Regions from separate parts of the Homo sapiens genome. Here region 2 is linked to region 1. A link is a contact called in ENCODE POLR2A ChIA-PET data. All regions are on one chromosome and are shown on one strand. Each heading gives the region's core, a stretch centred on a gene start or an enhancer-like site at or near the end of the contact. The rest is flanking DNA. Distances are from core to core; before and after follow the strand shown. Region 1 has its middle 52 kb from the start of DLEU7-AS1. Region 2 holds the start of SERPINE3 (serpin family E member 3).

The links. ChIA-PET counts read pairs that join two places held with the same protein, here RNA polymerase II (POLR2A).
Region 2: POLR2A ChIA-PET joins it to region 1 with 20 read pairs in Panc1. The contact joins the promoter of SERPINE3 here to the enhancer-like site in region 1. POLR2A ChIA-PET finds 5 or more read pairs at or near these places in 2 of 52 experiments (Panc1 and activated CD8-positive, alpha-beta memory T cell).

What each region holds. Positions count from the first base shown.
Region 1 is chr13:50,751,906-50,758,931 of GRCh38, forward strand. It overlaps a transcript of DLEU7 not described here. Among named protein-coding and RNA genes, the nearest start is that of DLEU7-AS1, 52 kb to the right of the region's middle. RefSeq lists enhancers at 4,328-4,377, 4,408-4,457, 4,488-4,597. Within about 2 kb of position 4,374, at least 2 of the 41 ENCODE cell types and tissues checked have a DNase peak (open chromatin) inside an H3K27ac peak, as active enhancers do.
Region 2 is chr13:51,336,624-51,343,649 of GRCh38, forward strand. It overlaps SERPINE3 (serpin family E member 3), which reads left to right and starts at 3,068. Exons shown (of 10, transcript NM_001386375.1): 1 at 3,068-3,120; 2 at 4,161-4,238; 3 at 4,452-4,724. The coding sequence starts at 4,469. It also overlaps a transcript of INTS6 not described here.

The DNA.
Region 1 (7,026 bases), core at 3,124-5,623:
GTATTTTTTTTTGTTGTTGTTTCAATTTCATTTAGTTCTGCTCTGATCTTGGTTACTTCCTTTCTTCTGCTGCATTTTGGTTTGGTTTGTTCTTGTTTCTCTAGTTCCTTGAGGTGTGACTTTGTGTCAGTTTGTGCTCTTTCAGTCTTTTTTTTTTTTTTTTTGAGATGGAGTCTTGCTCTTTTGCCCAGGCTGGAGTGCAGTGGCACAATCTCGGCTCATTGCAAGCTCTGCCTCCCAGGTTCAGGCCATTCTCCTGCCTCAGCCTCCCTAGTAGCTGGGACTACAGGCGCCCACCACTACTCCTGGCTAATTTTTTGTATTTTTAGTAGAGACGGGGTTTCACCATGTTAGCCAGGATGGTCTCAATCTCCTGACCTCGTGATCCACCCATCTCGGCCTCCCAAAGTGCTGGGATTTCAGGTGTGAGCCACCGTGCCAGGCCTTTTTTAGTCTTTTTGATGTAGGCGTTTAGGGCTATGAACTTTCCACTTAGCACCACCTTTGCTGTATCCCAGAGGTTTTGATAGGTTGTGTTGTGTCCGGAATTGGTGGGTTCTTGGTCTCACTGACTTCAAGAATGAAGCCGTGGACCCTCGCGGTGAGTGTTACAGTTCTTAAAGGCGGCGTGTCCAGAGTTTGTTCCTTCTGATGTTCGGATGTGTTCAGAGTTTCTTCCTTCTGGTGGGGTTCGTGGTCTCGCTGGCTCAGGAGTGAAGCTGCCGACCTTCACGGTGAGTGTTACAGCTCTTAAGGCGGCGCGTCTGGAGTTGTTCATTCCTGCCAGTGGGTTCGTGGTCTCGCTGGCTTCAGGAGTGAAGCTGCAGACCTTCGTGGTGAGTGTTATAGCTCATAAAGGCAGTGTGGACCCAAAGAGTGAGCAGCAACAAGATTTATTGCAAAGAGTGAAAGAACAAAGCTTCCACAGTGTGGAAGGGGACCCAAGCGGGTTGCCACTGCTGGCTCAGGCAGCCTGCTTTTATTCTCTTATCTGGCCCCACCCACATCCTGCTGATTGGTAGAGCCAAGGGGTCTGTTTTGACAGGGCACTGATTGGTGCCTTTACAATCCCTGAGCTAGACACAAAGGTTCTCCTCGTCCCCACCAGATTAGCTACATAAAGAGTGTTGACACAAAGTTTCTCCAAGTCCCCACCACAGTACCTAGATACAGAGTGTCGATTGGTGCATTCACAAACCCTGAGCTAGACAGAGTGCTGATTGGTGTGTTTACAAACCTTGAGCTAGATACAGAGTGCCGATTGGTGTATTTACAATCCCTTAGCTAGACATAAAGGTTCTCCACATCCCCACCAGACTCAGGAGCCCAGCTGGATTCACCCAGTGGATCCCGCACCAGGGCTGCAGGTGGAGCTGCCTGCCAGTCCCACGCCATGCACCTGCACTCCTCAGCCCTTGCGTGGTCAATGGGACTGGGCGCCCTGGAGCAGGGGGCGGCGCTCGTTGGGGAGGCTCGGGCTGCACAGGAGCACACGGAGGGGGTGGGAGGCTCAGGCATGGCGGGCTGCAGGCCCCGAGCCCTGCCCCGTGGGAAGGCAGCTAAGGCCTGGCAAGAAATTGAGCACAGCACTGGTGGGCCGGCTCTGCTGGGGGACCCAGTACATCCTCCACAGCCGCTGGCCCGGTTGCTAAGCCCCTCATTGCCCGGGGCCAGCAGGGCAGGCCAGCTGCTCTGAGTGGAGTCCCCCGAGCCCACGCCCACCCGGAACTCGCACTGGCCCGCAAGCACCGTGCGCAGCCCCAGTTCCCACTCAGGCTTCTCCCTCCACACCTCCCTGCAAGCTGAGGGAGCCAGCTCAGGCCTTGACCATCCCAGAAAGGGGCTCCCACAGTGCAGCGGTAGGCTGAAAGGCTCCTCAAGTGCCGCCAAAGTGGGAGCCCAGGCAGAGGTGCCAAGAGCGAGCGAGGGCTGCAAGGGCTGCCAGCACACTGTCACCTCTCAGTGTCATTATTGTCGTTCAGTTTGAAGAATTTTTTAATTTCCATCTTGATTTCGTTTTTTGACCAAGTGCTCATTCAGGAGCAGGTTATTTAATTTCCATGTATTTGCATGGTTTTGAAGGTTCCTTTTGGAGTTGATTTCCAGTTTTTTCCCACTGTGGTCTGAGAGAGTGCTTGATATAATTTCAATTTTCTTAAATTTATTCCAGCTTATTTTATGGCCTATCATATGGTCTATCTTAAAGAAGGTTCCATATGCTGTTAAATAGAATGTGTATTTGCGATTATTGGATGAAATGTTCTGTATATATCTGTTAAGTCCATTTGTTCCAAGGTAGTTTAAATCCATTGTTTCCTTGTTGAGTTTCTGTCTTGACGACCTGTCTAGTGCTATCAGTGGAGTATTGAAGTCCCCCACTATTATTGTGTTGCTGTCTATCTCATTTCTTAGGTCTATTAGTAATTGTTTTATAAATTTGGGAGCTCCAGTGTTAGATGCATATATGTTTAGGATTGTGATATTTTCCTGTTGGACAAGGCCTTTTACCATTATATAATATCCCTCTTTGTCTCTTTTAACTGCTGCTGCTTCAAAGTTTGTTTTGTCTGAAATAAGAATAGCTATCTCTGCTCCCTTTTGGTGTCCATTTGCATAAAATGCCTTTTTCCACCCCTTTACTTTAAGTTTATGTGAGTCCTTATGTGTTAGGTGAGTCTCCTGAAAGCAGCAGATAGTTGGTCAGTGAGTTCTTATCTATTCTGCAGTTCTGTATCTTTTAAGTGGAGCATTTAAGCCATTAACATCCAGTGTTAGTATTGAGATATGAAGTACCATTGCATTCATTGTGCTATTTGTTGGCTGTGTACCTTGGTTTTTTTGTTTTTGCTTTTTAAATTGTATTTTTGTATTATAGGTCCTGTGTGATTTATACCTTAAAGAGGTTCTGTTTTGATGTGTTTCCAGGATTTGCTTCAAGATTTAGAGCTCCTTTTAGCAGTTCTTGTTGTAGTGGTTTGGTAGTGGCGAATTCTCTCAGCATTTGTTTGTCTGAAAAAGACTGTATCTTTCCTTCATATGTGATTCTTATCTTCACTGGATACAAAATTCTTGGCTGAAAATTGTTTTGCTTGAGGAGGCTGAAGATAGGGCCCCAATCTCTTCTAGCTTGCAAGGTTTCTGTTGAGAAATCTGCTGTTAGTCTGATAGGTTTTCCTTTATAGGTTAACTGGTGCCTTTGTCTCATAGCTCTTAAGATTCCTTCCTTCGTCTTAACTTTAGATACCCTGATGACAATGTGTGTAGGTGATGATCTTTTTGTGATGAATTTCCCAGGTGTTCTTTGTGCTTCTTGTATTTGAATGTCTATGTCTCTAGCAAGGCTGGGAAAGTTTTACTCTATTATTCCCCCAAATATGTTTTCCAAACTCTTAGATTTCTCTTCTCCCTCAAGAACACCGATTATTCTTAGGTTTGGTTGTTTAACATAATCCCAGACTTCTTGGAGGCTTTGTTCATATTTTCTTATTCTTTTTTCTTTGTCTTTGTTATATTGGGTTAATTTGAAGACCTTGTCTTTAAGCTCTGAATTTCGTTCTTCTACTTGTTCAATTCTATTGCTGAGACTTTCCAGAACATTTTGTATTTCTATAAATGTGTCCAATGTTTCCTGAAGTTTTTATTGCTTTTTTTTATGCTATCTATTTCCTTTAATATTTCTCCCTTCACTTCTTGTATCACTTTTCAGATGTCCTTGCATTGGGCTTCGCCTTTCTCTGGTGCCTCCCCAATTAGCTTAATAACTAACCTCCTGAATTCTTTTCCAGGTAAATCAGGGATTTCTTCTTGGTTTGTATCCATTGCTGGTGAGCTAATGTGATTTTTTTTTGAGGGGGGGGGCACGGTATTAAAGAACTTTGTACTTTGTTTTGCCATATTACCAGTGTTGTTTTTCTGCTTCCTTTTCATTTAGGTAGGCTCCGTCAGAGGCAAGGTCTAGGGCTGAAGGCTGTTGTTCAGATTCTTTTGTCCCATGGGGTGTTCCCTTGATGCAGTACTCTCCCCCTTTTCCTATGGATGTGGCTTTTTGTGAGCCAAGCTGCAATGATTGTTATCTCTCTTCTGGGTCTAGCCACCCAGCAAGTCTCCCCACCTCCAGGCTGGTACTGGGGGTTGTCTGCACAGAGTCCTGTGATGTGAACTGTCTATGGGTCTCTCAGCCACGGATACCAGCACCTGTTCTGGTGGAGGTTGCAGGGGGGTGAAATGGACTCTGTGAGGGTTCTTAGCTTTTTGGTGGTTTAATGTTCTATTTTTGTGCTGGTTGGCCTCCTGCCAGGAGGTGGCACTTTCCAGAGAGCATCAGCTGTGGTAGTATGGAGAGAAACAGGTGGTGGGCGGGGCCCTAGAACTCCCAAGAGTATACGCCCTTTGTCTTCAGCTGCCAGAGTGAATAGGGAAGGCCCATCAGGTAGGGGCAGGACTAGGCATGTCTGAGCTCAGACTCTCCTTCGATGGGTCTTGCTGTGGCTGCTGTGGGAGATGAGGGTGAGGTTCCCAGGTCAATGGAGTTGTGTACCTAGAAAGATTATGGCTGCCTCTGCTGAGTCATGCAGGTTGTCAGGGAAGTGGGGGAAAGCCGACAGTCACAGGCCTCATTCAGCTCCCACACAATTCAGAGGGCCGGTCTCCCTCTCACTGTGACCCGCTAACAACCCTGAGGCTGTTTCCAGGCAGTGGGCCGAGCAGGGCTTGAGAACTTGCCCCAGGCTACCTGCCTCCCAGCTGTGAAAGAACACAGCTTTTGTTCTTCCCCTGCCTGTGGAGTCTACACACCAGATTTGCACCCTCCCCTGATTTCCGGCCAGGAAGCTTCTTTCTGGGTTCAAATTTTTTCAAATTTCAGCTGGAGACTTCCTTCTTCCTGTGGTGTTTTCCCCCATACCTCTGGCTGCCCTCCCGAAGGATCCCTGTCATGCCAGGCAGGAATAGCCTGCTTGGGGACCCAGCGAGCTCCTGGGGCCTTTCCCGCTGCTTCCTCTACCCCTGTATTTTGCTGGGCTCTCTAAATTGGCTGAGCTCCAGGTAAGGTTGGAAACTTCTCCCGCAAATTAAGCCTTCTTTTATTTACTCCAGTGAGGGTGTGTGTTCAGGAGCGGAGGGTTTCCCTTTCCCACTTCTGCAGTTTGGGCACTCACAGTATTTACAGTGTCTTCCAGGTCCTGCAGGAGCAGTCCGCTTCTTTCAGAGGGTCTGTGGATCCTCTCAGGATTTCTGGTTTATTCTTGTCATTCTGGAGCTAAAATTCATGATGCAAGCCTCTGCACACTGCTCTGTCCATCTGAGTCAGAGCTGCAATCTAGTCCTGCCTCCCATCTGCAATGATGATCTTTTGTTGTTGTTGTTTTTTTAAAGAAATTAGCAACACAAAAGTGAGGCAGACGAACTAGTTGGGCTTCTAACTCAGCACCCAGATATAAACAAATTTAGTCATAGGAACCTTGACTTCAATTAATCTTCTCTGGTCATAATTCTTCTTGACTTATTCTCTGCTAATCTGCCATGCTAGGTTTATTGATAGACATCCAAAATGATCAGAGATTCTGAGATGTTACTTTTTCATTTCTGCTGCATGGCATTCTAGAGTTTCCCCACCAGCCAAACCAATGCAAAACTTGACTTTGTAAACTCGAGCGCTCACACCTTCAGTCTAGGTTTGTTTCTCCTGGCACACTATTCGTCATGCTTGTTACTGCAATCGATTTCTATTTTCCTCTAAACCTCCATCTTTCAGGCTGAACTTGATCACAGGCTGAGTGGATGGGTAGGGGATAGAATATGGAAATGTTTCTCTTTCTAAATGTGATTATAAAATAGGAATTTGTTATATCTTTTTCAGGCATATCCACAGCTCTTCAAATAAGCAATGTGATGTTAGCAAAAGTGCAGGGGCTCCTTGAGAACTTTCCAGGGCTAACCAGCTGCTGAGGAGTGGCCTCCAGGAAAGAGAGAAGCACTCTGATTCAGGCAGTGATTTACACCTAAAATACCAACTCCATCATATCTTCAGAACAATTCTTCTAGACCTTGCATCTAAATATGGTAAGTGTGAAATATATTTTATACCTAACTTGGTCCCCAGTATTATTTTCATTACCAAGATTTTTTTTTTTTTTTTTTTTTTTTTGAGATGAGGTTTAGCTATGTTGCCCAGGTTGGTCTCAAATTGCTGGCCTTAAGCAATCCTCCCACCTCAGCCTCCCAAAGTGGTAGAATTACAGGTGTGAGTCACTACACCTGGCCCCAAGATGTATTTTTAACCATAATTGGAGCAAGCAACATGTTTAATGGGGAAAATAGATAATTTTTGAATTTTGTGATTTGGAAGCTTATTGTTAACAGTGCTAAAGAAACGTTAAAAACACTCCAAAATGTGTCTTTAAGACTGTGGTACACATTGATCAAAGTGAGAAGATAACCAGTTAATTAAGGTTTCTTTTGTCCTTATTTCACTCTTGTATTAGTTATCCACTGCTGCATAACAAATGGCCCCCAAAGTGAGCAGTGTAAAAAAAATTTATTATGTCAGTTTCACAGTATTCACAGTTTCCGTGAGTCAGGAATCCCAGTATTTCTCAGCTGGGTGCCTCTGGCTCAGTAGCTTTCATGAAGCTGCAGTTAAGCAGTCACTTAGGGCTGGGGCTGTGGGGCTGTGGTCTCCACTGAAGACTCCACCGGGGGAAGTCAGCTCTAAGCCCACTTACCTGCTGGTTGCCAGGCCTCATGGGCAGTTGGACAGAGGGCTCTATTTCCCACTGTTGGCTGAAGGCCTCCCTCAGTTCCTTGTCACATGAACCTCTCCACAGGGCTGACTATAAACACAACTGGCTTTCTCCAGAGTGAGGGATGAGAGAGAAGGAGAAAGAGGATACTCAAGAAAGAAGCCATAGTCTTTTTATGACTAAATCTCAGGAGTGGCACTCCTTTACTTAGCTATTGTTTTCTATTCACTGGAAGTGAGTCACTATGTCCAGCCCACATTCAAGGGGAGAAGATTGCAGAAGGAAG
Region 2 (7,026 bases), core at 1,818-4,317, 580 kb after region 1:
AAGATGAGATGAGAGATGGGGACATAGTCCAAAGAAGTTGATGCTTTCAGCCTTTCCTGCTTATCAGGCACCATGATAAGGCTGTTTGCTGTCATCTTCACAGTGAGAGGTAGGTATCATACACCCACTTTGCAGAAGAGGCAACTAAAGCTCAGAGCAATTCAGTGACTTGCCCAAAATCTGCCAGCCCACTGTGCTCTCTCCAGCACACCATTCTGAAAGGTATCAAAAAGTAGAGGGGCCCAGGTTCATTTTGAGTCTATGCACTGCATAGCTGTGAAGTACCAGAGGGCCGTGTTGCAGCTATCAGCCGGGACAGCAGGAAGCCCAGCGGCAGCGCTTTGCCGTTGCCTTCCTGGAAGGACAGGTGGAGGCTCACCTGCACCATTTCCCATGAAGTACTTGCTAATTTCATCTGGCTGTGCAGCACCATGTGCTGGGCTACCTTGCATTGCCCTCTGGCTTGCTCTAGCTGTTCCCTCAGACTTCTTTTAACAGTGCCCATGTCTTCCTCAGTGGGTGTGCTCTCTCTTCATGGCAAAATCCTCAAGGTCAGGGCTACAAATGGGACTCCTCCTGTACAACCCCAGACAGGCAGCCCATACAAGCACAAAGGAGATGCCTACCTATTAATTATGTCCTTACTGAATTGAAATGCAATGCTTCTATCCATCACATTAGTTTGGTAGACCTTTGGATTTGAAAGTGATTTGTTTATAAGAATCGGCTAGTGAAAAATGTTAAACCATAATTTTTAAAAGTGCTGGGCCTCATAGCAGTCTACCTACAGGTGATTCACCACAGCATTCCTGGTAAATGTGGGCAAAGTGAACACGCATTACGAGCAAAACAGTCTGGGCTGGCCATCGAAAGGCTTAGAATCCTACAGCCAAGAGGGATTTTAAGAGACCTCATCCCTTGGCTCCTGACAGCACCAAGACTGTGATGAAGGGCATGTGCCTTAGTGTCAAGGTGGCCCTAGGTTCAAACCCCAGCTTGGCCTGGTGGGACCTTAGGCAAGATCTTAAGCTCTTCAGACTTAGTTTCTTCATCTGCAAAATGGGAATGATAATACATTCCTCATAGGATTGCTGTGAGGATTCATTGCAATTGTGAATGGACAGGGTCTAATAGAGTAGCTGGAACACAGTAAGTGCTCAGTAATGCTCTCTATATATGTTGTTAAAATTACAAATAAATATCTCCAAGAATGGAGCCTCACTTAGCAGTATAATGAACATCCATCCCAGCAAGATAGAAATAAACATGATAATCTCTGCTTAAATGGTCAGAGACCACAGTGACTTACCCAGGTTCAAGGCTGAGTACACAGAAGAAAAATCACTTGCAGTTCATCTTTCATTCATTCACACTTTGAAATGTTTAGCCTATATAGAAAATATATCCTGTATGTTAAATTTCCCTAGCATTTTTCCCGAAGGATGCTTCTTAAAAGCAAGTTAGAATGGCATATTCATAGAGTTAGAAAGAAATGTTTGTAGAAGTTACACAAACAACCTTTTTTTAATTTGGGAAATCTTTTTATAAGCTTCTCTCCACTGCTACCACTGGCAAATAGTGAATCAGCTGTTTCCCCTGGAATTCCTGCTACAGGCAGCTCACAATGTGACAAGGCAGTCCTCACAAGTTACTGCCGCTCCATCACCATCAACATCTAAAATACGCAGGCAGTGAGCAAGACTCTAAGTCCCATAGAAGCTGAGCCCAGGTTACTGGTTCACTGCCATATGCCCAGAACCTAGCAGCACAGTGATTTGTGACCAAGCAGGTGATCAAGAGATATTTGTTGGATGGATGGATAGGTGGATGGATGGATGGATGGATGGATGGATGGATGGATGGATGCACGGACAGACGGATGGATGGACAGATGAATGGACAGATGGATTGATGGATGCATGGATGGATGGACAGATGGACAGATGGATGAATGATATGCCCTCTCTGGGTGCTATAGAATAAGTTAAACCTGTTTATTCTCCTTTCATACTATGGCTTAGAGAATACCCTGTCCATTCACAATTGCATTGAATCTAAAGTAAAGATTTGGGGATATTTTATGTGATGCAATTATAGAACTGTAACTATCCTAAGACCTGTAAACAATCCCAGGTTTGGGTGTCAGCAATAAAACTCTTTAAAGTGAATTACCCACTGATTACAGGGGTAGTTGTCAAGTGAAAACAGTCCATTGATTTTCAAATATTAACACTTACAGATGCCTGAGAGATAATTATTAAGAATTGCATTCAGTTCTTCTTTAATCTGTAACCACATATAAGCTACCATCTATTTTGAACTTAATACAAGGCCTAAGTCCTTAATAAAAATGTATGTAATTCTGAATTGATCACAAGGACAGACTTTTGACAGAACCTGCTCATATTTTTCAAAAATATGTGTCTACTCGTTGACAACATGGTCTCTTTCTCAAATTAGTCATTGGACTTACGAACTGTTGTATCTGAGAAGAACCAGATTATTAATAACTCAAGTTACATATATAAATTAGTGCATTCACTTTGATAAATAATAAATGAGGCAAGTCACCCTGCTCCGAACTGATCGTGCCATATCTTGCGTTGTTTTCTCTTTTGCAGAATTTCTTTTCATTTGCTGAAAGTTTTAAGTCATGCCCAATGACTGATTTATTGTTTTCTTCACAGGAGGAGGGGGGAAGCATTAGGTACCTGGTACCCAGCAAAAGCCCAACAAGCAAAGTTATCAGTGGAATTCCTCAATGTGACAAAGGGCTGGATGAGGGGTTCCTTGCTGGTACAACCAGGTCACAAGCCTAAGAAGGCTTGACGGGTGTGGCTGGCTCTCCCCCCACGGCCCTGCTCTGTTCCCGATCTGGGCTTTGCTGCCCTGGGCTGGGCTGCTTCTCCTGGCTCTCTGCAGGACCTCCAGGCTCCAGGAATTTGGACCGAGTGGTAGAGACATCGCCGGCAGAGACGGCAATCGCCAGCTTCCTCTCTGTGCTGTCTTGTGATTCAAAGCAGATTCTGCTCCACTTTTTTAAAAGGGGAGCACATGAATGCTGGAGACCCACAAGAACAGAGTCGAGCAAGGAAACGTGCAACAGTGATACAAAAGTCTGTGAGTACGTGGCTCATTCGAGGTGAGCCATGACAGGGATTTGTTCATGGGGAGCCCAGGGGCATCAAGGTCTGATTGCTGAGAGTGTTCTTGTGGGAGATGGGAGGTTATAAGAGCTGTGAGAACCCTGGGGCTTAAGAGTTTTGCAAATGACCCTGGGCTGGGACACACACACACACACATAGAAAGAAAGAGAGAGAGAGAGAGCCCTATGTACCAAGGTCATCCAAGCACTGCATTTGTACTTGGCTGTAGGGAGGAAGGGTTGGAAAAAAGAGAAGATGTTTTCTATCTTGGACCTTTACCTAAAATAGGCACCATCGTGCTCAGTGGCCTTGCTTGTAAACTTCTACAGGAGGGTGAGTTGGAGAGAGTGAGTGTGAGCGTGAGTAGCAGGGTGAGCTGCTCACTGGTGAGTCCAGGAAGTGACTCTGGACCTCTTCTTACATCAGTTTGGTATGATACCACAGTCAGACAACTTAACAAAAACTGCTGCTGGCTGGATGTGTGGCATGGTCGTTGAAAACATTTTTTTACTTTGCCTTTCTCTTCTTGCATTATTTTCTAGTTAATGATCTCTCTTCCTTGGAAGAGTACATTTCTGGGGTAGGAACTATCTTTGTGAAAATATTCTTTTTTAGAGACTAATTTGCATCACAAGAATTCTGATATTCGAGGTACAATTAGTTCATGTATCAATATTTTAATTCACATAGGTATTCTCAAAATTTTATATACCACTCATAGAAGACCAGGATTTGAGTCACAGCACTGTTTCTTTCCCCATACAAATGAGTCACTGGGCCTCAAAGGTTCAATCATCCTCTTTATAGATGAAATATAATAACAGATACTAGTGAGATTGTTGGGATGATTAACTGCAAATGTACAAAGTCCTTTTTAACATAGTAGATAATTATTTATTATTATTCCTGATAGACACAGCACAGCTATAAGCTGACTATATACCAAGAACAATGAGTAGGATTACCTCTTACATTTCTTTTCCCAACATAATGCTTTGCTTCTGATCTGACCAGGGCTTTGCTAAAGTCACACATCCAGTAAGTGGCCGAAGCAGATCTTCAGACCCACAGTTTGGCTGCCAAAGGACCACAGTGAGTATTTCTAATGCTGAAACAAGAGGGTGCAGCTCTGCAGCCCAGACGGCTGGGCCTCAGGGTAGGTAACCAAGACAGCTCAATGCATCTCTCCCTCAGCCGTCCCTAGCCCCTAAAAACAGAGCTGGGGGTCCCAGTCCTCTGTGGGACATGGCCCTCTTTCATCACCAGCTTCCAGCCTACCCTGCATCTCTTCCCTCTGAATTGCAGGAACCCTCCCAGCCTCCATGCCGCCTTTCCTGATCACCCTCTTCCTCTTTCACTCTTGCTGCCTCCGAGCAAATGGCCACCTCCGTGAAGGAATGACATTGCTGAAGACTGAGTTTGCACTTCACCTCTACCAGAGTGTGGCCGCGTGTAGAAATGAGACGAACTTTGTCATCTCTCCTGCTGGTGTGTCCCTCCCCCTGGAGATCCTGCAGTTTGGAGCAGAAGGGAGCACTGGTCAGCAGCTGGCAGATGCCCTGGGGTACACTGTCCATGGTAAGAGGCCTGCCCACGTGCACACTCACTTACCCTCCTGTTCACACTCACACTCTCTCCAGCTCACCCTCCTGCTCACACTCACACTCACTCTCTCCAGCTTACCCTGCTGCTCATACTCACACTCACTCTCTCCAGCTCACCCTGCTGCTCAGGCTACCTGGGAGATAGGGAGCTCAGCTCCCTATGGTGTGCACATGGGGAAGAGTGATCACTGGACAGGTCTGTGACAGAAGGCATTCAGACTTTGGGATGGTGGTGACCCTTGAATTTTAAGGTTCCCTTCTAACCTAATAGGTTTCATGGCAATGTTTCAGTTTCATTTGACACACCCTAGCATAGTGCCTTCCTAGGTGCCAGGCAGTGCTGGAGGCACTTACAAACATTAATTGAATTAATTGTCACAACAGCTCTGTTGAGGATGATAATTTTATTATCATCCCAATTTCAGAGATGAGCAAATAGGCATGGAGAGTTGAAGCAACTTGCTCAAGTTCACAGAGCCAATAAGTGACAGAGTTGGGACTCAAGCCCAGGCTGCCTGGTTTAAGAGCCCATGCTTTTGACCAACCTGCTTTTATAAATCTGTGACTTCTAGCCAGTGCCAGATCTGCCAGCTTATTTCTATGGATTATGTATTTTAGAGCGGCTTTGCCGGCAGCAGCATGAGTCTTTCGAATGCCAGGTCAGCTTCCCCTCTGCTTACGCTCAGTGCCTCAGCTCAATGCCTGGCCTCAGAACCAATCTACCAACTCCAGCTAAAACAGATACTCACACACATTAACATTTTTCTTCCTAGACTAGGATCTAGGAATTCAGCAAAGACAGAACAAAAAAAAAAAAAAAAAAAAAAGAGGCTATGAGCTCTGCGGCCTCACGTTCATTCAAAGTGGAATGAAGCTGTCCTAGGCAGGGTCATCCCGGCCTACCCATTCTTCACCCTGTGGGTGAGCAGGGCAGTAAAGCCCCACCACCTATACCTGGGTGACACTGAGCACCTTTGTTAATCTGTCTGGGCCTCTGCTCGCTCATATATAAAATGGGGATAATAATAGCCCTCAATTCACAGGACTGTCAAAAGCATTCAGTGTGATCAGGAGTGTTGAGTGTTTAGCACAATGTCTATGAACACAGTCAACCTCCGGCATTTTTTACCCTGTCATTGCATATTCTGGCAGGTCTAAAAATGTTCTTCCTGTGTGCAAATGTGCATGGACAAACTAGGCTAGGGCAGAGAAAAGATTTCACACAAAAATTCACTTCAAGCCAACTTACTCTACTATTTTAATGTTTCTGACTAAAAGAATGTGGGTCCCCTGGCCCAGAGAGGGTGGAAAGATGGAGAGGAGAGTTCTGTGACCATTCCTCAGGTCACACCACACTATGGACAAGGGAAGTGTTTCAATTCTTCTCTGCAGACAGTCAACATTCCTAGGAATGTGATCTCAGAAATACATGTGACCTTCCTCGATAGAGTAAAATCTGATTATAAGTATGTTTTTATCCATTTTTTTCTTACTACACTCAAATGCAAGCACTTAAGTTAGGCTGATTCATGAGATCAAGATTCTGAGTCAGTCTTTTGCAATTGTGGATTCTCAGGAGCAGCTTCGGTAGTGAACATATTGTGGACAAGTGATGTCTGCCTACTATTGTCCTCTGCAGCCTCGTTTGGCTGGGGACCCTGGCCAGGGTGGACTCTGGGTTCCCGTGCCTCCAGAGAACATTAGCCAGGAAACTCAGGGGTCTGCTGCTGCCTCCTGGCTTGGCTTCTGCAACATGAAGGGTGTCAGAGGGGACAGACCCCAAGTGAGTGAGAGTTTCATCCCAGTGAAAACCAGCCGGAGCCAGGTAGTGGAGGAAAAGATACCCAGCATTTTGTCTTACAGGGAGGGTTTGTAGATAACTGCAGGGCTGTGCCTAAAAGGGAGTAGAAGCAGCCTAAGCAAGGGGGCTTCACTTCTGGAAACACTCAGCTTGCATGTGTCAGGAATGAGAAGCTTGGGGTACGCCACTGTGTCTGGACTCACCAGTGGGCAAGAGCCCTCGTTCCAGCTATGGGATGCCTGGGGGAGGACAGAAGCTGCAGCTTGTGAATAATAACATGAAAACAAAATCCACTATTGATCATGGAAAGAAGGAAGCAATCTCCTGTATAAACAGTAAATAAATAGAAGTCCAGCTGCCATCCACGAAGGTGGAAGCTATCGACTCCCTCAAATGCTTATTATTTCCTTGACATTCTTGCAGCCTTTCACTGACATTAATAACACAAGCTGTCTGCTGGGTCTTAGGGAAACGG